Linked DNA regions of Homo sapiens: all the other regions are linked to region 2. The links are chromatin loops, found by intact Hi-C in ENCODE. Cell type or tissue: B cell. All regions are shown on one strand. Links, peaks and the distances in the headings refer to the core of each region. The heading gives the core; the rest is flanking DNA. Region 1 holds the start of USP7 (ubiquitin specific peptidase 7). Region 2 overlaps USP7 (ubiquitin specific peptidase 7). Region 3 has its middle 42 kb from the start of HAPSTR1.

Region 1 (9,564 bases), core at 1,565-9,564, 70 kb before region 2:
AATTTAGTTATCCCGGTGGGGCGGGGGGTGGGGGCAGATGAAGGCGTGGAGAGGGGGAAAGCTGTTAATCCCTTTTCTTCTCTGACACTTCTATTAAATAATTTTAGACCCTGACCAACATAGCTTCAAGGTAGATAAATATTTTGGTTCTCAAGAAGAAAAACCAACCCTCTGTTTATGCCAAGTCATGCCATGGCCCTGGGAGCAGCAAAATATGTTTTGATCCAAGTAATGATAGGGTGGGCCCTCCCTGCCCTTTACTGGCTCTAGCTAATGACAAGTCAGTTTCTCCAGCGGTTCCTGTCTCCCCGGTTTTTCATCTCCTTAGTCCCCGGTTTCTGAACCACGGTAGGGGTCATGAATTTTTTTTTTTTTAATTGGCAGTGATCAAAAATGGTGCCCTCAGTCATCTTCCCCTTCAGAGCCCTTCATGTCCTTTGGAGGCATCTTGGCATTCACCCTCTGAGGAAGCAGGCATTACTCAGCGGATTCACTTCTGCAGAGTCCTTCCACACACACCCCTTCTGTGTGCAAATGGACTTTATAGCCAATGCAGGCACAATTCTACCAGGGGAGGAAGAAAACAGGCCAGCCGAGCCTGCTGGAATAATCCAGTGGGGGCCTTTTTAGTGGGCCTCCAAGGGCACTGGTCTTGCTTTTCTCATAGCTGTGGTGCCCTAGAAATGAACTCTCCCTCCACTATCCACTCCTCAGTGAAAGATGTGGACCAGCCAGGAAGAAGCAAAGAAGTGCTGTTTTATTGACTCCAGAAGAGAGGCCTTCCAAGCGAGCAGGCACTGTCATTCCCAGCCTGTATCCCAGAGGCTCTGAGCTCCTAGCAGGCAGTAAACAGTTGCAGGGGTGAAAGCATTCATTCGGCAAATCGGCAAATCTTCACTGAGCATCCACTGTAAGCTTGGTGCTGTACTGAGGATAGAGCTGTAGACAAGACAATTTCTTCCTCAAGGTGCTTCTAGAAAGAGAGAGAGATATTGTGTGTTTTTTGTTTTTTGTTTTTTGTTTTTTTTTGACACAGAGTCTCGTTCTATAGCCCAGGCTGGAGTGCAGTGGTGCAATCTCGGTTCACTGCAACCTCCACCTCCCAGGTTCAAGCGATTCTCATGCTTCAGCCTCCTGAGTAGCTGGGATTACAGGCGCGCTACCATGCCCGGCTAATTTTTGTATTTCTAGTAGAGACGTGGTTTCACCATGTTGGTCATGCTAGTCTCGAACTCCTGACCTCATGATCCGCCCGCCTCAGCCTCCCAAAGTGCTGGGATTACAGGCGTGAATCACCGTGCCCGGCCAGATTGGTTTTGAACTCAGTGATGAGGATAAGGTTGGCCAATGTGAACTGACAGCCATATACATAACTTTCTGCCACCTCTTCCTCTGCCAGAAAGGCACTTTCTTCCCTCCTCCAAGCTTCCAGAATACTAGAGAGAAGGACTCTTTTGCATCTGAGCGCTGTTGATTAGCATTTGTGAGAATCTGTGTGAATAACAATACCTCTTCTTCAGATTCTGGGGGTGACCCAAGGGATTCCTTTGAAGTGACTGGGCTCTCCCCTGCTCACCTCTGTGGTCTGGCAGGAAATATACTGGTGAAAAACCTTCAAGCGTACGAAATGCTGGTGAGGGGGATCCAGTCACGCTTGAATCATATGTTCATTCAACCAGTTGACTAATGATTGATTAATTGATTGGCTGATTGAGATCGGGTTTCCCTATGTTGCCCAGGCTGGTCTCCAACTCCTGGGCTCAAGTGATTGATCCTCCCGCCTCAATCTCCCAAAGTGCTGGCATAAGGGGTGTAAGCCACTGTGCCTGGCCCATTCAACCAATATTTATTTATGTATTTATTTATTTTAGATGGAATCTCCCTCTATTGCCCAGGCTGGAGTGCAGGGGTGTGATTAGCTGACTGCAGCCTCCACCTCCTGGCTTCAAGCAATTCTCCTGCCTCAGCCTCCTGAGTAGCTAGGATTACCAGCGTATGCCACCATGCCCGGCTAAGTTTTTTGTATGTATTTTTAGTAGACATGAGGTTTCACCATGTTGGCCAGGCTAGTCTCGAATTCCTGACCTCAGGTGATCCGCCCACCTCGGCCTCCCAACGTGCTGAGATTACAGGCGTGAGCCACCGTGCCTGGCCCAACCAATTTTTTTTTTTTTTTTGAGATAGAGTTTCGCTCGTTGCCTAGGCTAGAGTGCAATGGCGCGATGTCAGCTCACCGCACCGCACCCTCCACCTCCCGGGTTCAAGTGATTCTCCTGCCTCGGCCTCCTGAGTAGCTGGGATTACAGGCATGCGCCACCACGCCCGGCTAATTTTGTACTTTAAGTAGAGACGGGGTTTCTCCATGTTGGTCAGGCTGGTCTCAAACTCCCGACCTCAAGTGATCCGCCCGCCTTGGCCTCCCAAAGTGCTGGGATTACAGGTGTGAGCCACCGCGCCGACCTGGCCCAACCAATTTTTATTGAGCACTTGCTGTGTATCCCAGGCATTTGTGATACAACAGTGAGCAAAACATTCTTTCGGGGGGAAGGGAGATGAACAGTACATAAATGGGAGAAAAATGCAGGGAAAGCGGGTATAGGGAGATGGAGAGAAGACAGGTACCACAATCTTCTGGCCTTGTTAGGGTGAAATTCTATTCTCCCCTGAGATGTGTAGAAATGTATATCGGTTTGCTCCATTTTTATTGACCCACACTGCCTTGATTAACTGGAAAAGTTGAGACCCTAATCATCAGTCTGTCAATGACTGAATGAGACAGGACAGGAGATATATTCACCAAATGTCTCCTGGAATAGGGAGGCCCCGGGTGAATGATCCCAGACTGGGTTGATAGGAAGGAAGTAAATTAATACCAAATGTGAAGGGTAGTGGGCTTGTTTTATTTTTATATTATTATTTTATTATCACTATTAGTTGAGACAGGGTCTCATTCTGTTGCCCAGGCTGGAGTGCAGTGGCGCCATCTTTGATCACTGCAGCCTCAGTCAACCTCCCAAGCGAACCTCCAGCCTCAGCCTCCCAAGTAGCTGTCACTACAGGCAGGAGGCACAACACCCGGCTAATTAAAAATACATTTCAAAAATATAAAAACAAAACCCAAAACCTTTGTAGAGAGGGTGGTCTCTTACTCTTGGCCTCAAGTGATTCTCCCACCTCGGCCTCCCAAAGTGCTGGGATCACAGGTGTGAGCAGCTGCGCCCCGCCTGGGGTTGCTCTTGAGGAGCCAAACTTTGCCAGATTAGGCTGACAGTGAGAAAATAAATTCTTCCACGGTAGATACTGGGTGAAAAAGTGCACGTCAGCGGGCAAGGGTAAGTAACGACAATAACAGGAACTTCTAGGCGCTGACCCCAAGCTCCCTTCCGGGCCCTATCCCGAGCAGTCCCCGGGCAACCTCCAGCGCTCGCCCCGGCGCGCTAGGCTGGGACCTGAACCCCGGCTGCCGGGTGGCTTCTGGGCCCCTCCTCATTGCCGCTCCTGGGTCTTTCGGGGTGTCCGGCTCCCCAGGATGGGAAGGATTCCGGTTCACCTCCGCAGGGCTAAGTCACCGGGCGGCCCGCCTCGGCCCCCAGGGCCCGGGGGCAGGGAGCGCCGAGGGTCCGCCGCGGGGCTGCGGCGCAGGCGGTGCCGGGGCGCGGCGCTGCGGGGCAGGCGGGCCTCGGCGGCGGCGGCAGGCGGGTCGCTCCCTGCTCCGCCTCCCGTGCTCCGCCCTGCGCTCCCGCTCCGCCCTCCGGCTCGGCGCCCGCCCGCTTGCTCTCCTCGCTCGCTCGCTCGCTCCGCGGCCCCCCATGCGGATGTGACATTTCACGCCGCCGCCATTTTGAGAGCGAGCCGAGCCGAGCTGCCGGGCGCCGCGTCCGCTGCCGGAGCCCCGACGACGACGCCGAGGAGGCGGAGGCCGCGGCTCTCGGAACGCGGCCGGCCCGTCGCCCGCCCGCTCCGCCGCTCCCGCCGGCCCCAGGGCCCGCAGGCCCGCCGCGGCCGGCCAGGCCTCCCGTCCGCCGCGCCCGGCCCGAGGCGGGGCTGACTCCGCGGCCCCCGACCGGCCGCCCTCCGCCCCCGGCCGGCCCGCGGCCCCGCAGCCCCGGCCCCGGCCCCGGCGGCGGGAGGCGGGCCCCGCGGCGGCGGCGGCGGCGGCCGCAGCGAGCGACGAGGCCGCCCGGCCCGGCCCGCCGGCCGCCCGCCCGCCTCGGCGCCGAGATTGGGCGAATCGCGAGCAAGTACGTGCGCGTCTCCCTGCCGCCGCCGCCGCCCGCCGCGGGCCGCCCCGGGGCCGCCGTCGCCGACGACGCGCGGGAGGAGGAGGAGGAGGCCGCCCCGCCGCCGCCGCCGCCGCCGCCGCCCCGGCTCGCCGCCGCCCGCCCGCCGGGCTCGCAGCCCCGGCCCCCGGCCGCAGGCGAGGCCCAGGCCGCGGCCGACATGAACCACCAGCAGCAGCAGCAGCAGCAGAAAGCGGGCGAGCAGCAGTTGAGCGAGCCCGAGGACATGGAGATGGAAGGTGAGGCCCGAGGGCCGGCCGCGGCGGGGCCGGGGGGCGCCTTTCATTGTGGCCGGGGGAGCCGCGGGAGCCACGCGAGGGGCTCGCCATCTTTAACCAGGCCCCGGGCGGCCGCCGGGCCTCGGCCTGGCCTCCCGGCCCCGGCCTGCGAGGCTGCAAAGTCATGCCGGGTCCGCGGGCGAGGGGCGGCCGCCGGGACCCCGGCCCCGTGCATTGTCCCGACCTCGCGTCCGCCGGGCCTCCGCGGCACAAAGCGCCCTGAGTTGTAAATTCGAGCGCTCAGGCAGCGGAGGGACGGAGGTGTTTTCTCACCCAGGTTGGGAGGCGGACTCCGGGGACCGTCCCCGTTCTGGGGCGTCCGGTTGGATCTGGTGTGGCTGGGGAATTCCTGACCTCCCCGGGCGCGGGGCTCGCCCGCACCTGCTCCGGTGCGCTCCCCCGGAGGGCGCGCCGTGGCTCGGAAGCGCTCTTCCAAATCACTTTCTAACAGCACTGCCTAGCGTCGGGCTTACGTTCGAAAATACCTGCAAGGAACGCAGATGTTGTCAGGTTTTGGACTGGCCCAGAGTTCTGACCCGGGCGCTGTTGGTTTCCGAATCCACCTGTTTTTCGGGGAGTTTGTACTTGGCAGTGTGTGGTGCAGCCAGCATCCGGCCAGGTGTGCGCTTGCAACCGTGCGAAAGCCCTGCCGCACATGGCTGCCTGCATCAGAATCAAACCTGACTCGAAAGGTAACTCGGTTTTCTGCCGATGTGGCAGTAATTTTCCAAGGCACTGTAGTTTGAGGTATAGAGTCTTGGTTGTAAAGGTTGGATGTGAAGACGCTGTAAAGAGAAGGGTGTTGGATTTAGGGAGTTGGTCGTTGGAAGGCACTTTTTCTCACGACCCATTTCACTGAAACAAAGCAAAGTCCAAATGGTCTTTAAAAAGTTTTCTTACCTACGTGACGAGTTCAGGCTGTCGGGAGTCAAATGGAGGCCACCTGAATGAAAACGGCGTGGAATGCTTTAGTTTTGCTTTTAGCAAGGGATCTTGGGTTGCCTCAATGAATGAAGCTCCAGGGGAGCTCAGGAAAAGCAGTATTTGTCCTGTGCGGTGGCTCCAAGTGTGGGGCGCTGCACACCGGTTGGTGGGAACACTTAAGCGTGACTGGTGTTCACCTCTGAATAGAATAACTTACTTCCAGTAATTGGATAGTCACTGAAAAAATGGCTGGCCAGGTTGCAAATGACAAAGTGGCTGGGATTCTGCAGTAGGCACTCCCCAGTGGTATTTATCAATGGCAGTAATGGGGGACAGAAGAGCGGAGTCCACGCCAAGGACTGGGTTATCTGTTTCACTTGGCCCCAGCAAAGCAGCAACTAAGAGCGCCTGTTATGTGTGATTAAACCAAATAGCTGAAAAGAAGTACTTTACTGAGGGAATTTTGTGTATTCCTTTTGTGCTGTATTTTGCAGCCCATCTAAAACATAAAAGAGGGTTGCTTTTCAGTTTCCTTTTCAAATGGTACCCGGTCAAGACAAATATCCAATAACACGAGCATATGGATTTCCCATGACATTGTCCTACCGCTTTCCAGGTGTTTTTGGACACTAGTGAGAATTAATAAACAGACATTACTGCAGAGCATGTGTGTTACAGACCTGTATCTTTGGGAAAATGACCAGGTCCACAAATTTCAAGGTATTTGCCCCCCCCCCCCTTTTTTTTTTTTGAGACGGATTTTTGCTCTTGTTGCCCAGGCTGGAGTGCAGTGGCGCGATCTCGGGTCACTACAACCTCCGTCTCCCGGGTTCAAGCGATTTTCCTGCCTCAGCCTCCCAAGTAGCTGGGATTACAGCCATGTGCAACCACGCCTGGCTACTTTTGTATTTTTGTTAGAGACGGGGTTTCTCCATGTTGGTCAGGCTGGTCTCGAACTCCCGACCTCAGGTGATCTGCCCGCCTCGTCCTTCCAAACTGCTGAGATTACAGGTGTGAGCCATCGCGCCTGGCCGGTGTTTGCTTTTAAAAGACTAGAGGGTGTTGAATTTTTAGAAATTCATCAGTCTCCATGCACGTTTTCAAGGCTACTTTCTTTTCTCATAAAATGAAGCTTTATTTTCATATTACAGTTTGTATTAGAAAGGTAACCCCTAGGACAGTTAATCTGTAAATTTAGCAGAATCTCAAATTGGATGGCAGAGGTTTTAGTTACTAATGCTGATTCCTTAAACTTAAGAAACTCATTTCTTCTGACTGGGCCTCTGTTTCAATTTCATTATCCAGGAGGTCCCTTTTCTTGTAGTGAGCACATGAGGCTGTGGACAAATAATAGTGCCCTGTGAGTACCCACTGGTGTGTGGTTTAAAAAGCTACTTGTGTCTTAGGCCATCTATTTCAGCCTTCCCAATCCTGAAATGTGGTACTAGCCTTACGATTGGAATGTGACTTAGGACCCGAAAGAGTGAGAGAACACTTCTGTTAAAAAGCCAGAAGGCTGGAATTTAGTGGACTCTGGTTGGCTTCATGGACCAGGCTGTGAGTGGGGTCCTGGTCAGAGCTAGAGACTTGGCACCTGTTCAGTGTCTGCCTCGGTTCCTAACGAACTAGCAGCTGGAAACTGTCAGGGTCTGAACAGCTTGAGGAAGGGAAGGCTTTGTAAACCTGGAGCATCCTGCCTGCACCTCCTGGGCAGAGTGGTTTCGAAGGAGCCTGGGAGACTGTTTCGTTTGTTTTGTCTCTATCAATAGGTCAGTGTGAGTTTGCTCTCCGGCCTCACATTCTTGGGGTTGCATTTGCTTTTGAGTGAACTCTGCACAGTCCTTGTATATTCATTGGAAAACAGCAGTGCTCTGGAATAGTTATTTTTTGAAATGCCCTGAGCAGTTAGGAAAGTGATGAAGGGTGAAGTGCGGAGAGGGAAGAGGTGGGGCCTGATGCAGTTTGCTGGGGTTGCAACCACACACTCCCTGTAAGGCCTGAAGCAGCCAGTTGCATGTTTCTAGTTGGAAGGCAGATAGAGCTGTGGAGGTGGTGGCATGATTAGGTCTGGCTGGGAATAAGGTTGCTTGGCAGTGTATTATTTATTCGCTAACTTTGGTGGCCATGGAAGTCTAGGGGCTGAAGGAGTGACTTGCATGGGTCTCTGCCCTCTGAATACTCAGATGGTCGGTGTAGACGCTATTGAATCAACAGGAAGTTATCAGGAGGCCTTGCTTCTGCATACAAACTGTTTTTTTCCCTGGTGTGGTTCTTCTGCCCAAGTGAGCAGTCTCTGTTTCAGTGTCGGCTCTGAGACGAATGGGATAGATGTTAGACTTTTCTATGACACTTAGACTGCTGCTATTAGGAGCAAATTAATGGGTCAGCTGCAGCTTCTGATCTAGGCTTCTGTGTTTTTTGTTACGGGGGTGGTGGTGGGTTTCTTCCAAACTTGTGCAGTTACTTTTCTGCTGAAGCATGTTTGGGAGTAGAATGTGAGTTCTCTTGAACACACCCAGCCAGATAAACTTGTGCTGTTGTGATTATAACTAATAGAAGATTCTTTCAAATAGCACTGTAACGAGACAAAAGTCAAATAATTCGAGAGTGTTGATTTTCCTTACATTGGCTTCTGTTGCTAAGATAATTCTTTGCAAAGTTACAAGATGAACATCAGCTCAGAGAACCCAGTAGAGAGAAATTAGGCCAAACCTAGCATCTCACTCTGATGTGAGCACGTCAGGTTTTAATGATTCAAAGCGATTCCCCAGGCTCCAGCTCTCCTGATTCTTTCAGGCTGCTGATATCCTCATTATTAATTTTTTCTCTGTAATGAAATGATCGATACTAGTAAATATAGGAAGAAGGTATCCTTTTTTTTTTTTTTGAATTAGTGTTTTGGAAAAGGAGAAAGAGGTCATTAAGTAAAAATTCATGGTATAACAGACTGTGGTGACTAAGGCAGTCTAGATTTAGAGCCATGCCTGGGTTTGAATCTGGGTTTTGCCATCTAATTGCTGTGGGACCTAATGCACATTGCTTAAGCTCTTGGTTCCTCAGTTTCTCCATCCCTTAAAGGAGGTCATTCATGCCCGTCAAGGTTGTTGTGAGACTGGAATCGCCAGGCACATCTAAAGTGCCTGGCATGGAATTTGGAGCATAGGAGATGTTCAGCACATGGTGTTGCCTTGGTGGTAGGGCTTTTGCAGCCAAGAAAATGTGACACTATGTTAGAACTAAAGTGGGGCACACACCACAGGTGGGGCCATCGAAGATGGGTGCTATGCAGAAAGGGCCCACAGTAACCATATCCGATGTGGATTAGGAAGAAGCCATCCGGCCTCTGCCTAAGCAATGCTGTTCTTGAAATCTTGGGCTTGATGTGCTTGAATAGGGATTTTAATATTAAAAGTGTAATATTTTGAGAATGATTCACTGTATGATAAAAGTCAAGTGGATTTGGTGCCATGCGCCACTGATGCTGTAGTCAGCCTGGTGGCCTTCTGATGATTCTTGCGTGAGTGCTAGAGCTCCCTGCGATGAGTGTGGGGAAGTGGAACACTAGATAGTGGCAGGAAACCAGGTCCCTGAGTGTCCAGACGTTGGGAGTCGGCTTTGAACTCTGCTGTCTCTATCCCACATCCTGTTGCCAGGCCCGTTTGGCTGTCTCAGACATCCCCTGAAAGCAGGCCCTTGCTGCCTCATGCTGGAACTGTGGTGGTAGCCTCCCTCTTGGTCCTGCTTCCAGCCTGCCTGACCCCACACTTTATGAAAGCTGCTGCCCACAGGACTTCTGTCCGTCACTGCCTTGCTGAAAAGGACTTGGTGTCCTGCCTTCTCTACAGGAAGTCGCACAGCTGCAGTCTTAGGATGGCCCCAGCCTCCTTGGTGCTGCCGGTTCCCAGCACACATGCACTTGTGTGGGCACAAACAGGACAGATACCCCAGGAAAGTGGTTCAGAATCCCACCCAGGGGCCACCTTTCCCCTAAGCCTTTCTAGTCGCCTCTCCCTGTTGGCTTGCATAAGACCCATGCACTTTTTGCCCCACCTGCTACTGTGCCGGTGGGATGGGCATTGGGG
Region 2 (9,908 bases), core at 1-8,000:
GAAGGATACGATTCCATTTGAACGATGAACTGAAACTGGAAGGGGTGACTCCTGATTTTGTATTTGACAGATTGAGTCACTTCTGTTCCATCTAGCCAACATTTGGGCTGTAGAAAGAAGCCCCTGAATTGATTGTTTATTTCAGAGAGATGGGCATGATTCTCACTACTTTGCCCTGTAGTCGCTTGGAGGACAAATGGCTTTTGGAGCCATTTGGTTCCCAAACTTTCTTTAGTTTTAATAAAACAATTATTAAACAGTGAGACCCTAATCTATTACCTAATAAGAGTAAGCGAGGAAAACGCCACTATCAGCTGAATGTGAATTCCTTGTGGGAAAGGTTTATGCAACTTTCGGAGGCCCAGTCTGTACATCTCTGTGCCCAAATGTGGCCATTTCCACTTTGTCCAGCAGAGCCCTTTAATCTTATGCTTCAAGGGGACCCCCTCTCCGTGCCTTGCCTCCGGTCTCTGTTTCTGATATTTCAGATCCTCTTTAAAAAAAAAAAAAAAAAAAAAAGCTGGGCATGGTGGCTCACACCTATAATCCCAGCACTTCGGGAGGCCGAGGCGGGCGGATCACGAGGTCAGGAGTTCGAGACCATCCTGGCTAACCAACATGGTGAAACCCCGTCTCTACTAAAAATGCAAAAATCAGCCCAGTGTGGTGGCACGCACCTGTAGTCCCAACTACTCGGGAGGCTGAGGTGGGAGAATTGCTTGAACCCGGGAGGCGGAGGTTGCAGTGAGCTGAGACCATGCTGTTGCACTCCAGCCTGGGCGACAGATTGAGACTGTCTCAAAAAAAAAAAAAAAAACATATCGTGGTAACTTTATTTCTTTCTAGAAAACCATTTTATTTTTATGTGAATATATATACTTCATTTTGCCCTATTTTTTTTTCCTCTCTGTTCAGGCTGCTAGAAATTGTAAGCTACAAAATCATTGGTGTTCATCAAGAAGATGAACTATTAGAATGTTTATCTCCTGCAACGAGCCGGACGTTTCGAATAGAGGTATCTGTCCCCGATACTGTTGGCACCAGAGAGAATTCATGAGCCCCATCTGCTGCATATTTAAATATCACAGCAAGTTGTACAAGTAGCTTGATTTGTGTTTTTATACCAGTAATCGAGGTATATGATTCCATGAGTGGACCTACAGTGTTTTTGCACAGAAATTAGTCCTCAGTTTGGGTTACCAACCCAATCCAGACAGAAACTGTGGATCACTTGAATTTAGAGCTGTTGACATTTCCACAGGAACTGGGATAATACAGTATTTGGCCTCTTAAAATTCAGTTTTTTGGGGGAGGGGGAAGAAACTTGGATATCTTCTGGCTGAGACTCCCATGAGTGCCCATCACTCTGGCTGGATCCAGGTGTGGCGTTTTTTTAGCAAAAATAGGCTTTACCCTCCGGGTTAGAGTAGTGTGAGAATTGAGATGTGGACACTTTGACCACATCACTTGCACTTACAGAACTGTGTCTGTTGTCCGTGTCCCCAGGAAATCCCTTTGGACCAGGTGGACATAGACAAAGAGAATGAGATGCTTGTCACAGTGGCGCATTTCCACAAAGAGGTCTTCGGAACGTTCGGAATCCCGTTTTTGCTGAGGATACACCAGGTATGCTGTTGTGGTTGGCCGAGTGGCTCACGTCAAAACCTGGAGCCTTTGAGTGGCCGCTGTTGCCGAATCTGCGCTCCTGCTGGGGTTAGGCGTTGGTTTTGGCGGCTGCCACGTGACGTGGCCTGGGGGTGCTGGGAGTGACTGTGTGAGCACATGTCCTTTGCCATTCTAGGGCGAGCATTTTCGAGAAGTGATGAAGCGAATCCAGAGCCTGCTGGACATCCAGGAGAAGGAGTTTGAGAAGGTGTGCAGCTGGGGCCTCCTGGGGGCTTGGCGGGCCATAGGCTCAAGCCTTGCCTAGCGTAGCGGCCTAGGCTTTTTTGCCAGAGATGTGAGTTTTGCTGATATACAGAAATAACGGAGGAGTTTTAATTTTTTTTCTTTTAGTTTAAATTTGCAATTGTAATGATGGGCCGACACCAGTACATAAATGAAGACGAGTATGAAGTAAATTTGAAAGACTTTGAGCCACAGCCCGGTAAGGGTTCTCCCCCCCCCGGGGGCTGGTGTGGGTTTCAGACTAAGAAACAAGTGGTCTGGGGCTGGGAGGGGCAGCCCCAGGGTCAAGTGCCAGCTCCTCTCTCTCCACTGGCCGACCTGTGGAACCAGGAGCAATAGCATTCCATAACCTACGAGTTCTTAACAGGTCCTTACATCCTTTGTAACCTGTGAGATCTTCAAGGAGAGAAGCTTGGATATGTGTGCAGGGTGATTGAGACTCAGGGTTGTGAGGGCAGTGGCTCTGAGGCGCAGTCAGGGTGTGGGCCTCCTTAGCTCCAGGTGGGCGTGTAGCTCAGGTCCTGGCTTCCCTGCGAACTTACCCCTTGGGGAGCCACAGGGATGCATGCCTCACTGGCCACCACCCCGCTGAGGGGTTCCAGGGCTGCTCTGTGGCCTCACTTGCTTTTCTTCATCCCCACCAGGTAATATGTCTCATCCTCGGCCTTGGCTAGGGCTCGACCACTTCAACAAAGCCCCAAAGAGGAGTCGCTACACTTACCTTGAAAAGGCCATTAAAATCCATAACTGATTTCCAAGCTGGTGTGTTCAAGGCGAGGACGGTGTGTGGGTGGCCCCTTAACAGCCTAGAACTTTGGTGCACGTGCCCTCTAGCCGAAGTCTTCAGCAAGAGGATTCGCTGCTGGTGTTAATTTTATTTTATTGAGGCTGTTCAGTTTGGCTTCTCTGTATCTATTGACTGCCCTTTTTGAGCAAAATGAAGATGTTTTTATAAAGCTTGGATGCCAATGAGAGTTATTTTATGGTAACCACAGTGCAAGGCAACTGTCAGCGCAATGGGGGAGAAGAGGTTAGTGGATCGGGGGTCCCTGGCTCAAGGTCTCTGGGCTGTCCCTAGTGGGCACGAGTGGCTCGGCTGCCTTCCTGGGGTCCCGTGCACCAGCCCTGCAGCTAGCAAGTCTTGTGTTTAGGCTCGTCTGACCTATTTCCTTCAGTTATACTTTCAATGACCTTTTGTGCATCTGTTAAGGCAAAACAGAGAAACTCACAACCTAATAAATAGCGCTCTTCCCTTCATTGTGTGCATTGTCGGCCCTTCCTCGGGTTCTCCTCCTCCAGCTGCCTGGGGGCTTTTTAATAAACTTGTCTCACCTCGTCAGCCACTACTGTCTGCAGCCCCTTTGCAAAGTGGATGCACTGAATACAGTCCGGACAGACATTGTGGGGGTCTTTTTATTAAATCAAGAACATTGTTAAATTCAATTAAGGTTTACTCTGCTGCCTTGGCAGACTTACGATCTCAACAGTTCATACGAGCAGGTGAAAGGATTATAAATAGAATTTCGTTAAAGTGGAACAGACGACAAGAAAGCCTTTTAGCAAGAGGGCATGCTCACTAGTGGTTAGTAAGCTGTCGACTTTGTAAAAAAGTTAAAAATGAAAAAAAAAGGAAAAATGAATTGTATATTTAATGAATGAACATGTACAATTTGCCACTGGGAGGAGGTTCCTTTTTGTTGGGTGAGTCTGCAAGTGAATTTCACTGATGTTGATATTCATTGTGTGTAGTTTTATTTCGGTCCCAGCCCCGTTTCCTTTTATTTTGGAGCTAATGCCAGCTGCGTGTCTAGTTTTGAGTGCAGTAAAATAGAATCAGCAAATCACTCTTATTTTTCATCCTTTTCCGGTATTTTTTGGGTTGTTTCTGTGGGAGCAGTGTACACCAACTCTTCCTGTATATTGCCTTTTTGCTGGAAAATGTTGTATGTTGAATAAAATTTTCTATAAAAATTATAATTCAGTGAGTTACGTGGAAGTGGAGGAAGATTTCTACTCTCCCTGGAAACAGGCCTGGGAAACCTTGGCATTTGTAACAAGGTTTCACTGAGATGTACTTTTCCTTCTAATTCCGTTTTGCGGGGGCAGGGTCTCTTGTTTCTTTTTTTTTTTTTTTTTTTTTTTAGCCTCTAACTAGTCACATTTACTCTTAAGAAATGAAAGGTTTTCCAGGAGAGAACTGTGTACAAATAAGGTGACTGGAGATGTGACCTGATGTGTCACGAGGCCCTTCGGGGCGGCAGGCGCTATCGTGGGCGTGGTCCTTGCACCGTCCCATCGGCCTTGCCTTCCAGCTCCGTGGCACGGTTTCCTGGTCTTTGGGCCAGTGTGTACCTTGGAGTGACTTCCTTTCTCAACTTCCACTGCAGTGTGTGTGCCTTCTGCTCTGAGAGCTGCCTTGTGACCCGTGTGATAGAAAGCAGGGAGTGAGGGTCCCCGCGGACCTGGCCCTTCCCTCCTTCCTCCCCCAGAAAGAGGAGTTAGAGCAGGGGTGCGAGAGCCGTTCGCTGTGGGTTTGTCTTTGAACAAACATTAAGGTGTCTTGTTTTTGTTCTGGGCTGGGGGTTGGCTGTAGTCTTAGGTAACTGAAAGTTCCTACTCTCCCTTAAGGTATTAAATGACTCTTTTTCCAAAGAACGTGTTGTAATGTTTCCGTCATCTGCCGCGTTCCCTTTTCCACTCACTCGCAGTTACAGTGTCAGGAGTTTGAGTTTGTTAAACTGGTTCTGGGGAGACAAGCTGAAATTTTAAAGAAAGAAAAATGAACTCCCCTTCTCCGGCCTCACTGTAACCCCTGGGACTATTGTGTCCTCTCCCTCTGTGGGGTGTGGATGCCATCTGTTGACAGCATTCGGAGTCTTCACAGCGGGGAGCCCTGAAAACCACTGCGTGACAGCAAGGGCCTGCGGTCACAGTGGCCCTTCCCACGCCCTCACACACAAGAGCAGCGAGCTGAAGCAGTCTTGTTTCAAAATGAGAAGAGCAGCCAGGCGCGGTGGCTCGTGCTGTGAGCAAAGCCCAAGGGAGACACTATGGGACCTGGCAGAGTCCCCTGCAACGTGGGTGCCTTGACAGGGCGAGAAGCCACGTCTAGACACCATCGCTTCCTGATGGAGGCCCTGACCCAGCTTCTCTTTCACCAGACGGCAAGGACATTTGGCGTCATACATAACATCACTCATTTGCTGTGAGGCAAATGTTTATGGTGCCAGGGATGGAAATTGTGAGTAGTTTAAAGTCTTAACTCTGAAACCACCTTCACAGTTAAAGCAAATGCGATAAAACCTATAGCACCTGGGCCGGATGCGGTGGCTCACACCTGTAATCCCAGCACTTTGGGAGGCTTGAGATCGGTGGATCACTTGAGGTCAGGAGTTCAAGACCAGCTTGGCCAGCATGGTGAAACCTTGTCTCTACTGAAAACGCAAAAATTAGCCGGGCATGGTGGTAGACACCTGCAGTCCCAGCTGCTCGGGAGGCTGAGGCCAGAGAATCACTTGAACCCAGGAGGCAGAGGTTGCAGTGAGCTGAGATCGTGCCACTGCACTCCAGCCTGGGTGACAGCGTGAGGGAGACTCCGTCTCAAAGCCATAGCACCTGAAGGTTCCTTGAATTACTAAGGTGAGGTGTGTAAGTAAGACATCTCTCTTGTGGTTTGGGCTTAGGCTAGGGTCAGAGTTGGTAAACTTTCTGTAAAAGGCCAGAGTAGGTATTGTGTGATGGTCTCTGTTGGGACTCTCAGCTCTGCCAACATAGCATGAACGCAGCCACAGACAACAATTGAGTGGCGAGGCTGTCCCCACAAAGCTTTGTTTTTAAAAACCCCTTTTGTAGGTTTACCAACCCTGGATTGCAGGGAAATGATCTGTCTTCATGGCTTGCTATAAGGGCCTCTTGGGCCAAGAGAGCTTCAGATTAGATAGCCGAGTCACTACCTCCTAGTGGTGTAGGTAGGTCCCCTGGGGAGGAGGGGAGTCAAGATAACAACCAGACCTTGCCAACCCCATTGGACTACATCCCTAAGACTTTTGTGTGAGGGAGTAATGGGTAGTGTTTCCGGCCAGCCTTGCTACCACCCTGTCCTCACCCAGTCGTGTTCATCAGAACTTTGTCGCGGTGGAGCTTCTGGCCACCTGTGGCTATAAAGCACTTGAAATGTGGCTTAAGTGGCAGAGGGGGTTGAATTTTAATTTTATTCTAATTTGCACATGTGGCTGATGTCTTCCTTACTGGGTATGCAGTTCTAACAAAACATTCCCCACCTCGGGAGTTACAGTGACTAACTCGAGGGCTGTTGAGTGCTGCGTGAAGCACAGGCGTTGGAGTGGGCGTTCTTTATGGCCTACTCCCTAAAGCCTTCGGGACATTGGTTTTCTGCGTGAGAACAGTTAAGGACAGACTTCCCCATCCCTGCGTCTTGGCTTTGGGGGAGATGGGTGCCTGTGCATCTTCTGCTGACTTACGTTTCGCAGCCTTTAACTGAGTGAGGCCTGGGAGCTGGAGGCCATGAATGGTCTGTGAGCAAAACTGCAGGTTCCAAAGGGAGGCCCCCTCCCATCAGCTCCAAGGGGTCACTGACCCCCTACATGCTGCCACCTGTCAATGACTGGATCTGGGGGTTCACAGCACAGTGCCTGCACAGCACGTGGACAACTTGGGAGAGGGAAGAAGTTACGGATTCAGACCACCCTTGAAGTCCAGTGCCCAGGAGTAAGAGACTGGCACCTCCTGTCCTTCCCCACCCGTACTCAGCATCACTCAGCCCTTTGAAGCTCATTGCTGCAAAGCTGGTTTTGCAGCGAGGAGGCAGAGAAAGGTGGTTAAGGCCAGCCCCTCCCTGGTGGTGAGGGTTAGTCCAGGAGCTGCTCAAGGTTCCCAGCTTGGCCTTGATGGCCCCTCCACGCCTTTATCCCACAGGGCGTGGCTCGAGGCCACGTGCACCTGGCGCATCTTTCTGCCCTGGCTGAGCTGAGAACTCCAGTAGGGAAATGGTATGGGTGGCATTGTGAGGAAGGCCACCAGCCACCAGCGAACTCTGCCCACGAGCTGGTGCCAGTGCCACACCTGCCCATTGGGCTCCTGTGAGAAGGTGGGGTGGGGGCTGTTCTGACTCTTGCCTCCGGCTAATTAGGAGGGACAGTAGCAAGAAACCCTTTGTGATAACCATTGTGCACAGTGAGCCAGCCCTGAGAGGTCAGCAGCGAGGCGTCTGGTGGCCCAAAGTAGGCCAGAACCCTGAGCCATGGGGGCTTGAGCCTTGCTCAGTGTGGAGCAGGCATTCAGACCCCCACTGGCTGCCCGCCTCACCTCCCTGTTCCAGGTAGCCCTAGCTCAGCCCTCCATGCGGGGTAGGATGGGGGCTGTCCCCAGTTTCAAATGAGGGTTCAGCAACTTGCCAAGCTCATCTGCCAGTGGTGGGCCGCCCCTCTGACAGGCCCCGAAGCTGGGGAAGAGGCCGGCCCTGGGCGTGGAAAGGGGTCAGGGAAAGGGGTGCAGGAGAAGGAAGCCCCGGCCCTGCCGTAGCCTGGCCCTGCGGCAAGGTCTTGGCATAGGAGAACCTGAGGCTTCCCTGGGACAAAGCCTCAGACACATGAACACCGAGAGGCTTAGAACAGTGGCTCAGGTCCTGTTGTCTAAGGCAGTGACTGCAGACACCCCGAGGCTTGGGTCTGGGGGTATTCCAGGGGACTGGGCCAAGGGACAGATGAAGTCCCGCCCCACTTGGCAGCCTCTCAAGACCCCAGTTCCTCTGCACCTACACCTTCAGACAGCGGAACTTGAGAAGCCTCGACTTTTTTTTTTTTTTTAATGTGTATTTTTGTTTGTCTTAGTTTTTTGAGATAGGGTCTCACCCCATCTCCAAGGCTGGAGTGCAGTTGTGCAGTCATGGCTCATTGCACCTTTGACCTCTTGGGCCCAAGCGATCTATCTGCCCCAGCCTCCCAACTGTCTGGCAGCACAGGTGTTACCACCATGCCCGGCTAATTTTTTAATTTTTTGTAGAGATAGGGTCTCCGTAGGTTGCCCAGACTGGTCTCAAACTCCTGGGCTCAAGTGATCTTCTCGCCTTGTCCTCCCAAAATGCTGAGATTACAGGGGTGAGCCACCTCGCCAAGCTGAAAATCCTGGATTTTCTATACGAATTGTCCTATTTCTAAGAGTTGGCAAGTGACGTTTTCCTAACACGGGGCAGTCTGCATCCAGAAGGCCTGGGGACTGATCCATAGAGTCATAGCAGAAGCTTGCAGCCATGCCAAGGACCTGGCCACCTCTGAAGGCACAATGGTGACTGACTCAGGCCGATGAAAGCTCTCCTGTGACTGAGGAAGACCTGGCACCCAGCCAGTCCACACTGAGTGAGCAGAGCCTGGCCGTGGTTGGACACTGTCCCTGGACTGCAGGCGCTCATGTCTCTGGAGCCATCTGGGAATCCGAGTGAAAGACAACAGTCTGGGTGGAATCAGAACGAGAGGCTCCAGCTGAACTCTGCAGATGGAGGGTTCAGGCTGTAGATGGGCCTTGCCAGCAAGACCGAGCAGCCCCCGATTGTCGCCTGCCACAGCCTGGCTGCTCTGCAGAGCCATCAAATCTCTCCCTCTGGATGGTGGAAGCCCGGTGGCTGGGCCCTCGTCCTAGGTGAGACCCTCACGCCTCACCTTGAGATAGATCCTGGATGGATGACCACCCGCCTCGTCCACCAGGGGCTTTTCTGTCTCCCTATGTTGACCTGGTGCCCGTGTCCTCATTTATTACAAATGAGAGGTTGCTTCCTTTGTCTTCAGGGACTTACTGGGGTTCCCAGGTACTAGCTGCCTAATTTGTGTCAGAAACTTCACCATCCAACCCTAAAAATCTTGCTGAGTCTCTGAAGTGGAAATGAAGGCTCTGGGGCCTGCAGCTAGTGTGGACCGGGAAGTTGTTCTCCCGATTTAGCCAGGCCTTTGGGTGGTGGCAAAGGCACAGGCATTGGGGCATTTTACTCCAGGGAAACCTGTCCCAGAACTTGTCCTTCCCCGGGGCTGGTGTGACCTAAGGACCTGTCAGCCCCATCATGCCAGGCTTTGGCCAAGATGGCTGTTGCCTGACCTGTGGCTTCCCGGAACCTCTACCTGCTGAAGACCACATGATGGAAGACAGGTAATGCTCCCTTCTATCCCTCTAGGCCTTTGGCCACAGACGTGCACACACACACACCCAGACCCTCAGCCACACACACACACACCCCCCTCCTCCAGGCCTTCAGCCACACGCGCGTACAAACATGCATTCACACACCCTTTCTTCCAGGCCTTCAGCCACACACATGCGCGTACACACATAAACACACACCCTTCCTTCCAGGCCTTCAGCCACACACACATGCACCCCTCACCTCTGTGCCTTCCTCCCTGATGCTGAACCCTGAGGACAGACCTATGTCTCCAGCGCTGATCTAGTTACTCAGCCTCAGCTTCCGCATCTGTAGGTTGGGGCAATAATGGGTCAATACCCCATCGGTGTGAGCCTTACAGCTCCCCCAGCCACATTTTAGTGAAGACGGCTTCACGTGCCCCCAGCTCCCAATTACTTCTTCCCCCAATTCTTCCCTTACTTCTTTTCTCCCCTCTGTGAAATTCATCTTATTTGAAAACATGACGAGTAGAACAATATTTCTACTTTACAAAATTTATTAACTTTTTGAGACCCTTTCACCTAGGCTGGGGTGCAGTGGCATGGTTAGGGCTCACTGCAGCCTCGACCTTCCAGGCTCAAGCAATCCTCCCACCTCAGCCCCACAGGTAGCTGGGACTACAGGCACTCATCACCATGCCCCGGCCCCGCATTTCAGTAGAAACGAGGTCTTGCTATGTTGCCCGGGCTGGTCTAGAACTTCTGGACTCAAGCAATCCTTCCACCTTGGCCTCCCAAAGTGCTGGGATTACAGGCATGAGTCACCGTGCCCAGCCTATTCTGCAAAATTTAAGTCCTTTAGTGGTGACACT
Region 3 (9,933 bases), core at 733-8,732, 240 kb before region 2:
GAATAATAAGCTGGGACAAGCATGATGAAGGCAAAGAATGGGGGGAAGGTGGGAAAATTCGCAGGGGCCTGGGTGGGACCTGGTTTGAAACAAAAGCTGAAGATGGATGAGGACCCGACCAGGGGAAGATGGAGTGGGAGAGGGGCAAGGGGAGCCCCCAAGACCGAGGGACCAGCAGGTGCAAAGACTCCAGGTGAGCTAGGACTGAGCCTGCCCATGGAGAGGAAGCGGGGCCAGGGTGGCAGGGGCAAAGTGGACACTCCAGAGAGCCATGGGCAGGGACGGTGTCCCAATCAGGTCTATACTTAGGAAGGTTTAGATTTAGATTTCCATGGCTTCTGGGTGGAACACGGGTTGGGAGCAGGCAGGACAAGAACTTGTGAGGAGGTCACTGCAGATGTTGGGTGAGGGGGGACGTTGGCCTGAACTAGGTCAATTGTGGAGGGGTGAAGAGAGGCGGGTGGACTCGAGGGCTATTGGGACAATGAAAGCCAGAGGACTGTGTCTACACAACAGGAGGCCCCACATGGAGGGATTAAGAGTGTGGGCTCAGTCCGCTGTGGTGTCTGACGCCTGTAATCCCAGCACTTTGGGAGGCGGACTCAGGAGGATGGTTTGAGACCAGGATTTTTTTTTTTTTTTCGAGACAGAGTCTCACTCTGTTGTCCAGGCTGGAGTGCAATGGCACGATCTCAGCCCACTGCAACCTCAGTCTCCCAAGTAGCTGGGACTACAGGCACGTGCCACCACATCAGGCTAATTTTTGTATTTTTAGTAGAGACTGGGTTTCACCATGTTGACCAGGCTAGTCTTGAACTCCCAACCTCAAGTGATCCACCCACCTCAGCCTCCCAAAGTGCTGGGATTACAGGCGTGAGCCACCACGCCGGGCAGAGACCAAGAGTTCGAGACCAGCCTGGGCAATAGGGTGAGCTCTCTTCCCTATAAAAATAACGTTTTTGGTTTTTTGTTTGTTTTTTGAGACACAGTTCCACCTTTGTTGCCTAGGCTGGAGTGCAATGGCGCAATCTCGCCTCACTGCAACCTCTGCCTCCCGGGTTCAAGTGATTTTCCTGCCTCAGCCTCCCAAGTGGCTGGGATTACAGGTGCCTGCCACCATGCCCAGATAATTTTTTTGTATTTTTGGTAGAGACGGGGCTTCACTATGTTTGCCAAGCTGGTCTCAAATTCCAGACCTCAAGTGATCCACCCACCTCCACCTCCCAAAGTGCTGGGATTACAGGCGTGAGCCACCGAGCCAAACCCAATTTATTATTTTTTTAATTTAGCCGAGTGTGGTGGTACACACCTGTAGTCCCAGCTACTCGGAGGCTGAGGTGGGAGAATCACTTGCGTGAATCACGGGAGGCAGAAGTTGCAGAGAGCCGAGACTGCACCACTGCACTCCAGCCTAGGCAACGACAGAGTGAGACACTGTCTCAAAAAACAGTAGCAACAGCAAAGACCAACTTAAAGAGGCTCCTACTAGCCAAAGATGGGACCATTTGGGCATCAATAAAAAAATAACTGCATACTAAATATGTTTCTATCCATGGGTTTATAACAATGTTAAAAATATTTTTTAAATGCTCACTGGTCCCCGCTGGAAAATTCTAGTGAGCCAATTCATTTTTTTTTTTTATGGGGGAAAGAATCAAGTATTTATCCTTCCTTTTCTTTGCAAATTGCACCGCTGAGTAATCAAATGGGAGATGAGGGAAAGTTTGTGTGCATAGAACTCCTCCATGTAATAAATGAAAAGGAATAACAGAATGAGAATACCATCACTTTGCAACCCCAAATGAATCCGTGGATCCAGGCACTGCACACCCACAGCTGCTGCCATCAGCATTATGCGCATCCTGTGACATAATGTCTGTGACAATCAGACATTATGCGCATCCTGACGGGAGGACGCTACACCTCCTATGAGGCAGTCTTGCCACATCAGTCAAATTGGAACCTCAGCAAACCTCTGTACTCAAGGCCGGGCGCAGTGGCTCACGTCTGTAATCCCAGCACTTTGGGGGGCCAAGGCGGGCGGATTACTTGAGGTCAGGGGTTTGAGACCCGCCTGGCCAACATGGGAAACCTCGTCTCTGCTAAAAATACAAAAACTAGCCAGGCGTGGTGGTGGGCGCCTGTAATCCCAGCTACTTGGGAGGCTGAAGCAGGAGAATTGCTTGAACCTAAAAGGCAGAAGCTGCAGTGAGCCACGATAGCTGCTACTGCCCTCCAGCCTGGGCGACAGAGCGAGGCTCCATCTCAAAAACAAAAAACCACCACATAACCTCTTCAAGCCTCCTCTATGTTGTAGCACGTGTCAGTACTTCATTCCTTTTTATAACTAAATAATATTCCATTATATGGATAGGCCACTTTTGTTATCCACTCATTCACTGGTGAATACATGGATTATTCCACTTTGGGGCTAATATGAAAAATACTTCTATGAACATTTTTCCATTCATTTTTCTATGAACATATGTTTTCAATTCTCTTGGGTATATACTTAGCCCCAAAGTTGTCTGATAGCTTTTCATCGTTCTTAAAATGAAATCTGAGCTCTTTATCCTGACCTGTCCTGTCTTGCATGGTCTGAGCCCTGCCTGCTCCTCCCTCCGCTTCATCATCCACTCCCCTCCGGCTTCCCCAGGGGCTCCAGGCACTTCCTTCTGGTCACTGACCCAGGACCTTTGGCAGGGCTGTTCCTAACACCTGTATTTAGCTGTCTGCCATCATTAGCCTGTAAACTGCACAGAGCAGAAGCCACATCCTGTCTGTTGCGGCAGGGCACAGAGCCTGGCCGGTGATAAGAGGTCAATGAATACTTGATCCGCAGTGTCCTCATCTAAACTTTGGGTTAAATCAGAGAAGAGATTCGTAACCTCAGTCCATCGATACAGGAGTGAGCTTCACAGTCAAGAAACCTACTGAAATGTCTGTGTATTCTTCCAGGGAGAGGGTCTGCAGTTGTCAGCAGATTCTCAAAGGGTCTATGCCAAGCCCATCACCACCAAATCATAAGTATCCCGGGTCCAGGTCAATCATTTTCAAACTTCAGTGTGCATCGGAATAACCTGGGAAAAGGTCGGGGGCGGTGGCTCACACCTATAATCCCAGAACTTTGGGAGGCTGAGGCAGGTGGGTCACTTGAGGTCAGGAGTTCAAGACCAGCCTGGCCAACATGACGTAACCCCATCTCTACTAAAAATACAAAAACTAGCCAGGCGTGGTGGCAGGTGCCTGTAATCCCAGCTACTGGGGAGGCTGAGGCAGGAGAATCGCTTGAACCTGGGAGGCGGAGGTTGCAGTGAGCCGAGATCACACCACTGCACTCCAGCCTGGGAGACAAAGTGAGACTCTGTCTCAAAATAATAAGAACAACACGGGAGAGTCTGTAAATAGTTAGATATTCAGTACCCTTCACCCCCCAGCACGGTCTGACTTGCGCATTTGGGATAGGCTCTGAAATCTTTATCACTAACTGTCTCCTACCTTGGACGTCGGATGCAGGTCCAAGGACCATATTTTAAGAATGTTACCCCAAAGATTTCCTTGACCTACCTAAGAATCAGCATAAGGCATCTTGAAGTGTCTTTGTAGCACTGACATTCTCAGAGGCTTCCACAAAACAAACGGCCCTTTCAGGCATGGAGGGTGCAGTAATGAGAAAGGCTTCTCTGCCCCTGGGGCTGGAGCTCAGCACTGGGTGAGGGGCTCCAAGGGTCATGTGCCCTGTGCTCCAGGAGCCTCTAGATGGCAGTGCCCAGCCAGAAATAGAGCCAGAGCGGGTGGATGCGGGAGGCTGTTGAGTCCTGAGGCTGCACATGGGAGGGTGAGGAAAGCCCAGGGGCCAAAGCCCCCACAACTGGCCCCAACCGGCTCACAGACAGGTGCAGCCAGGCTGGAACCCCGGATGCTCAGACACTTGTCAACTGAGAAGTGAATGGAAGGGAGGGAGGAAGATCATATGAGAGTTTGAATTATTAATGATAGTAGCTAACAATTATTGAAAATTTGCTGCCAGCCACTGTTCTCTGGCCAAATTGAGATCATCCTGTTTATATTTCTCATGATATTACAAGCATTTTTCCATGTCTTGAAATATTTTTCAAGGCCAGGCGAGGTGGCTTATGTCTGTAATCCCAGCACTTTTGGAGGCCGAGGTGCGAGGATTGCTTGAGCCTAGGAGTCCAAGACCAGGCTGGACAACATAGGGAGACCCCCATCTCTACCAAAAAAAAAAAATTTTTTTTTTAATTAGCTGGGCATGGCGGGGCACCTCTGCGGTCCCAGCTACTTAGGAGGCTGAGGCAGGAGGATTGCCTGAGCCCAGAAGATGGAGGCTGAAGTGAGTCCTGATCATTCCACTGCACCCCAGGCTAGGTGACAGGGAGCAATCTTGTCTAAAAAAAAAAAAAAAAAGTCTGGGCTTAGTGGCTCACACCTGTAATCCTAGCACTCTGGGAGGGTGAGGCAGGCAAATTGCCTGAGCCCAGGAGTTCAAGACCAACCTGGGCAACACAGCAAAACCACATCTCTACTAAAAACACAAAAAATTAGCCAGGCATGGTGGTGCCTGCCTGTAACTCCCAGCTACTCAGTAGGCTGAGGTGAGGGTCACGTGAGCCTAGGAGGTTGAGGTTGCACTGAGCCTCAAGATTGGACCATTGCACTCCAACCTGGGTGACAGAATGAGACCCTGGCTCATAAAAAAAAAAAAAATTCAAGAGTATGCTTTAGGCCAGGCACGGTGTCTCACGCCTGTAATTCCAGCACTTTGGGAGGATGAGGCAGGCAGATCACAAGGTCAGGAGTTCGAGACCAGCCTGGCCAATATGGTGAAACCCTGTCTCTACCAAAAATACAAAAAAAAAAAAAAAAAAAAAATTAGCTAGGCATGGTGGTGCACACCTGTAATCCCAGCTACTCAGGAGGCTGAGGCAGAAGAATTGCTTGAACCCGGGAGGTGGAGGTTGCGGTGAGCCAAGATCGCGCCACTGTACTCCAGCCTGGGCAACGGAGGGAGACTCCATCTCAAAAAAAAAAAAAAAGTATGCTTTATAAAGGCTTCATAATTTTCCATCTAATGAAACTAATAAGATGTGATGAACCAGTCGCTATTATTAGGGCTTTAGGTTATTCCTCACTGTCTTCCACTCCAAGTACCACACTTCATATTGTTGCATCAGAATCCTCTTTTGGCCAGGCACAGTGGCTCCCGCCTGTAATCCCAGCACTTTGGGAGGCCAAGGCGGGGGATTCAACTGAGGTCGGAAGTTCAAGACCAATCTGGCCAACATGGAGAAACCCCCCCCTCTACTAAAAATACAAAATTAGCCAGGCATGGTGGCACATGCCTGTAATCCCAGCCACTCAGGAGGCTGAGGCAGGAAAATAACTTGAACCCAGGAGGTGGAGGTTGCAGTGAGCCGAGATCAAGCCATTGCACTCCAGCCTGTGCAACAAGAGGGAGACTCTGTCTCCCAAAAAAAAAAAAAAAAAAAAAAGAATCCTCTTTTAAGGCTGGGCACGGTGGCTCACGCCTGTAATACCAGCACTTTGGGAGGCTGAGGCGGGTGGATCACCTGAGGTCAGGAGTTCAAGACTATCCTGGCCAACATGGTGAAACTCCGTCTCTACTAAAAATACAAAAACTAGCTGGGCGTGGTAGCAGGCGGAGGCTGTGGTGAACCGAGATCACGCCATTGCACTCCAGCCTGGGCAACAAAAGTGAAACTCCGTCTCAAAAAAAAAAAGAAAGAAAAAGAAAATTCTCTTTTACAACTGTTATTACCTCTGAATATATGTTTAGAAACAGGATTATAAAACCCAAAATTAGGACCACTTTTGAAGATCTTAATAGATACAGCCAACTTTTTTTGTTTTGAGACAGTCTCGCTCTGTTGCCCAGGCTACAGTGCAGTGCCGTGATCTCCGCTCCCAGCAACCTCTGCCTCCCAGGTTCAAGCAATTCTCATGCCTCAGCCACCTGAGTAGCTGGGATTACAGGCACACGCCACTGGGCCCAACTAATTTTTTTTTTTTTTTTTTTTTTAAGTAGAGACAGGGTTTCACCATGTTGGCCAGGCTGGTCTCGAACTCCTTGCCTCGAGTGATCTGCCCGACTCGGCCTCCCAAAGTGCTGGGATTAAGGCGTGAGCCACTGTGTCAGGCCCAGCCAACTTATTTTTCAGAATGTTTTAGCACCTCTCAGCAGCAGCATGTGAGCGGGCACGTCATCTCAGACTTCCCAACCCCAAGTAATAGCCACTTATCTTTTCAAAACTGTATTCAAAACACAGTATCACTTTTTTTTGTTTTTCCTTTTCCATTTCCATTTTTGAGACAGTCTTGCTCTGTCACCCAGGCTGGAGTGCAGTGGCTCGATCTCAGTTCACTGCAACCTCCGCCTCCCGGGTTCAAATGATTCTCCTGCCTCAGCCTCCCGAGTACCTGGGATTACAGGCGCCCACCACCACGCCTGGCTAATTTTTGTATTTTTAGTAAACACAGGGTTTCACCAGGTTGGCCAGGCTGGTCTCGAACTCCTGGCCTCAAGTGATTCACCCACTTCAGCCTACTAAAGTGCTGGGATTATTGGCATAAGCCTCCACGCCTGGCAACTTCTAAAAATTTGAATCTCACAAAATAATGTTGAGCCATTTTTTTCATATATCAGTTGGTAATTTTTATTTCTGATTCTGAAAACTCCCTGGTCCTATCTTTTATTTTTCTTTTTTTCTTTTTTCTTTTTTTTTTTGGAGACAGAGTCTCACTCTGTGGCCCAGGCTGGAGTGCAGTGGTGCGATCTTGGCTCACTGCGACTTCTGCCTCCCAGGTTCAAGTGATTCTCCTGCCTCAGCCTCCTGAGTAGCTGGGACTACAGGCACATGCTACCACACCCGGCTAATTTTTTATACTTTTAGTAAAGATGGGGTTTCACCATCTTAGCCAGGATGATCTCGATGTGCTGTCCTTGTGATCCGCCCACCTCAGCCTTCCAAAGTGCTGAGATTACAGGTGTGCACCACCACGCCCGGCCCCCTATTTTTCTTATTTGGCATATAACCTTCTTATCCACATATAGGAACTCTGTGGGTGGGAGGGATTAAATTTGTCCTGTTTGCCAGTTCCATTTTCAATATTTTTTATATTGATGATAAACAAAAGCTTACATTTATGCTCATAATCAATCTTTTATTTTAAAATATATTTTCCATTGCCTTTATGTTTATAAAAAATATTCAGGCTGGGTGCAGTGGCTCACACCTATAATCCCAGCACTTTGGGTGGCAGAGGCGGAGGATCACTGGAGCCCAGGAGTTAGAGACCTTCCTGAGCAACATAGCGAGACTCTGTCTCTACAAAAAAAAAAAAAGAAAAGAAAAAAATTTTTTAATTAGCTGGGTGTGGTGGTGCACACCTTTAGTCCCAACTACTTGGAAAGCTGAGGCTGGAAGATCAATTGGGCCTGGGAGGTTGAGGCTGCAGTGAGCCACAATCACACTACTCCACTTCACCATGGGTGACAAAGTAGACCCTGTCTCTCAAAAAATAAAAATAAAGTTAAGTACTCGCTATACTTCCCACCAGTTTTTTAATGTTTCCATTTTGCATTTAAGTCTTTAATGTCAATATATTCGGGTACCTGAGGTGATGCTCTAACTTAATGTGTTTTTCCCCAAGAAGTCAGTTTTCCCAACACCATTAACTGATTAACTCATCCCTTCCCTGTCATTTTGTGCTATTTCCTGATGAGATATCAACTTCTTATATTAACCAGGGCATTTTCTGGAGTATCTATCCTGTTTCAGTCTTTGTGCTGACACCTAACTTTGAATTATTACAATTTTGTCATGTTTTAATTCTCTTTATTTTTGAGACGGAGTCTCATTCTATTGCCCAGGCTGGAGCACAGTGGCACGATCTTGGCTCAGTGCAACCTCGGCCTCTCAGGTTCAAGCAATTCTCCTGCTTCAGCCTCCTGAGTAGCTGGGATTACAGGCGCCCACCACCATGCCTGGCTAATTTTTTGTATTTTTACTAAAGACGGGGTTTCACCATATTGGCCAGGCTGGTCTCAAACTCCTGACCTTGTGATCCGCCCTACTCGGCCTCCCAAAGTGCTACCATTACAGGTGTGAGCCACTGTGCCTGACCTTAATTCTGTTTTATCTCAAAATTTATTTAGCTATTCTCAGCTGTGAATTCTTTGAGCCAAACATGAATACAGTACTTCCGATCAGTTTCCCAAAATCCCTTTGGATTTGTGTTAGAACTATAATTTGCAAAGAAATAGCACTTAGGTGTGAAGAGGGTATGAAACCTCATCTTTACAAAAAATAAATTAGATGGGTCTGGTAATGCACACCTGTAGTCCCAGCTCGGTAGGCTGAGGTGGGAGGATTGCTTAAGCCTGGGAGTCTGAGGCTGCAGTGAGTTATGATTGTGTTACTGCACTTCAGCCTAGGTAACACAGCGAGACCTTGTCTCAAAAAAAAAGTGGGGGGGCATTTTGCTTAGGGTCACACAACTCAGTAAGTGGTGGGGCCAGGATTCAATCAGGCAGCCTGTCTCCAGAGACTGCGCATCGGCATTATTTTGTTTAGTCCTGTCGTATTTTCTTTAGTATTCTAAACCAGCCACCTTAATAAAGAATTCTATTTTTCTCATAAAGAAAAAGCATAATTTGGAGCCCGCCACAGTGGTGTGCACCTGTAGTCCCAACTACTCAGGAGGCTGAGGAAACAAGATCACTTGAATCTAGGAGTTTGATGCCAGCCTGGACAACATAGTTGAGACCCTGTCTCAAAAAAAATTTTAATTAAAATTTTAGGCCAGGAGTAGTGGCTCATGCCTGTAATCCCAGCACTTTGGGAGGCCAAGGCGGGTGGATCATGAGGTAAGCAGTTTGAGACCAGCCTCACCAACATGGTAAAACCCCGTCTCTACTAAAAATACAAAAAAATTAGCTGGGCGTGGTGGCGGGCGCCTGTAATCCCAGCGACTTGGGAGGCTGAGGCAGGAGAATTGCTTGAAATCGGAAGTCGGAGGTTGCAGTGAGCCGAAATTGCGCCACTGCACTCTAGCCTGGGCAATAAGAGCCAAACTCCATCTCAAAAAAAAAAAAAACACTAAAATTTTAGGCCAGGCACAGTGGCTCACGCCTGTAATCCCAGCACTCTGGAAAGCTGACATGGGCAGATCACCTGAGGTCAGGAGTTCAAGACCATCCTGGCCAACATGGTGAAACTCCGTCTCTACTAAAAATACAAAAATTAGCTGGGCGTGGTGGCAGGCGCCTGTAATCCCAGCTACTGAAGAGGCTGACGCAGAAGAATCACTTGAACCTGGGAGGCAGAGGCTGCAGTGAGCCAAGATTGCACCACTGTACTCCAGCCTGGGCAACAGAGCAACACTGTCTCAAAAAAATTAAATTAAATTAAATTTTTTTAAAAGGCATAATTCAGTGGAAAAAGCATCAACAGGAAACTATTCTCTCTCTCTCTGCTTACACAGGGAACCACCACCGTTTATCTGGAGTGAATAAAAAGCCAAGTTAAACACATAAAAGTGACCCCACATGTCATTCTCCTGGATCACATGCTCCACGGAAGCAAGGGTTGTGCTCTGATAGGATCAGGTAAGGAAATGTTGCACAGGGGAAGAGGGCCTGGACCTTACAGAGAGAAAATCCTAAGTGAGAGTCGCAACTGGACATCTCACACAAATCACTCCACCTTTCTGAGCATCAGCAAAACAGGCACAAACACGTCCCTTGGGGATGTGCATGGAAAGCACCCAGGAGCCGGCTGGGGAATGGGCTTATCAAGACGACTGTGGTGACTGGCCCCTCGCATCCCACTGTGGGCATTTCATGAATTCTTGCAGGATTGGTGGACTTCCAGTTTGTCTTGTCCCCACTCT

The links. Hi-C counts contacts between places; a loop is a spot of excess contacts. Peaks named below come from ENCODE experiments on the same cell type or tissue, not always from the same donor. Only the 100,000 strongest peaks of a DNase experiment are listed, where the experiment ranks them.
Region 1: it touches region 2 in a loop (11-fold over the local background); 13 of 110 quality-filtered maps call a loop at or near these places.
Region 3: it touches region 2 in a loop (14-fold over the local background); 21 of 110 quality-filtered maps call a loop at or near these places.

Annotation. Positions count from the first base shown.
Region 1 is chr16:8,958,162-8,967,725 of GRCh38, reverse strand. It overlaps USP7 (ubiquitin specific peptidase 7), which reads left to right and starts at 3,820. Exons shown (of 31, transcript NM_003470.3): 1 at 3,820-4,519. The coding sequence starts at 4,441. It overlaps USP7-AS1 (USP7 antisense RNA 1), which reads right to left and starts at 5,013. Exons shown (of 2, transcript NR_184341.1): 1 at 4,832-5,013; 2 at 736-973. RefSeq lists enhancers at 969-1,592, 1,593-2,216, 4,913-5,449, 7,627-7,696, 9,068-9,117 and 2 more and silencers at 1,380-1,674, 3,358-3,717, 9,070-9,364. In B cell, for the core only: a CTCF peak has its summit at 5,039; DNase peaks (open chromatin) are centred at 3,765, 5,045, 6,872, 7,605 and 1 weaker place; H3K4me3 peaks cover 3,804 bases; H3K27ac peaks cover 5,690 bases; H3K27me3 peaks cover 86 bases.
Region 2 is chr16:8,886,749-8,896,656 of GRCh38, reverse strand. USP7 (ubiquitin specific peptidase 7) reads left to right here. Exons shown (of 31, transcript NM_003470.3): 27 at 916-1,015; 28 at 1,507-1,626; 29 at 1,802-1,873; 30 at 2,017-2,107; 31 at 2,553-4,560. The coding sequence ends at 2,659. Among named protein-coding and RNA genes, the nearest start is that of LITAFD, 9.4 kb to the right of the region's middle. RefSeq lists enhancers at 4,270-4,499, 4,550-4,609, 4,680-4,829, 4,890-5,159, 7,899-8,741. In B cell, for the core only: CTCF peaks have their summits at 4,563 and 4,764; DNase peaks (open chromatin) are centred at 4,275, 4,916 and 5,567; H3K27ac peaks cover 2,485 bases.
Region 3 is chr16:9,128,795-9,138,727 of GRCh38, reverse strand. No RefSeq gene overlaps it. Among named protein-coding and RNA genes, the nearest start is that of HAPSTR1, 42 kb to the right of the region's middle. RefSeq lists an enhancer at 1,536-2,036 and a silencer at 5,546-5,595. In B cell, for the core only: a CTCF peak has its summit at 3,763 (motif pointing right); DNase peaks (open chromatin) are centred at 2,747, 3,767 and 5,767; H3K4me3 peaks cover 605 bases; H3K27ac peaks cover 764 bases.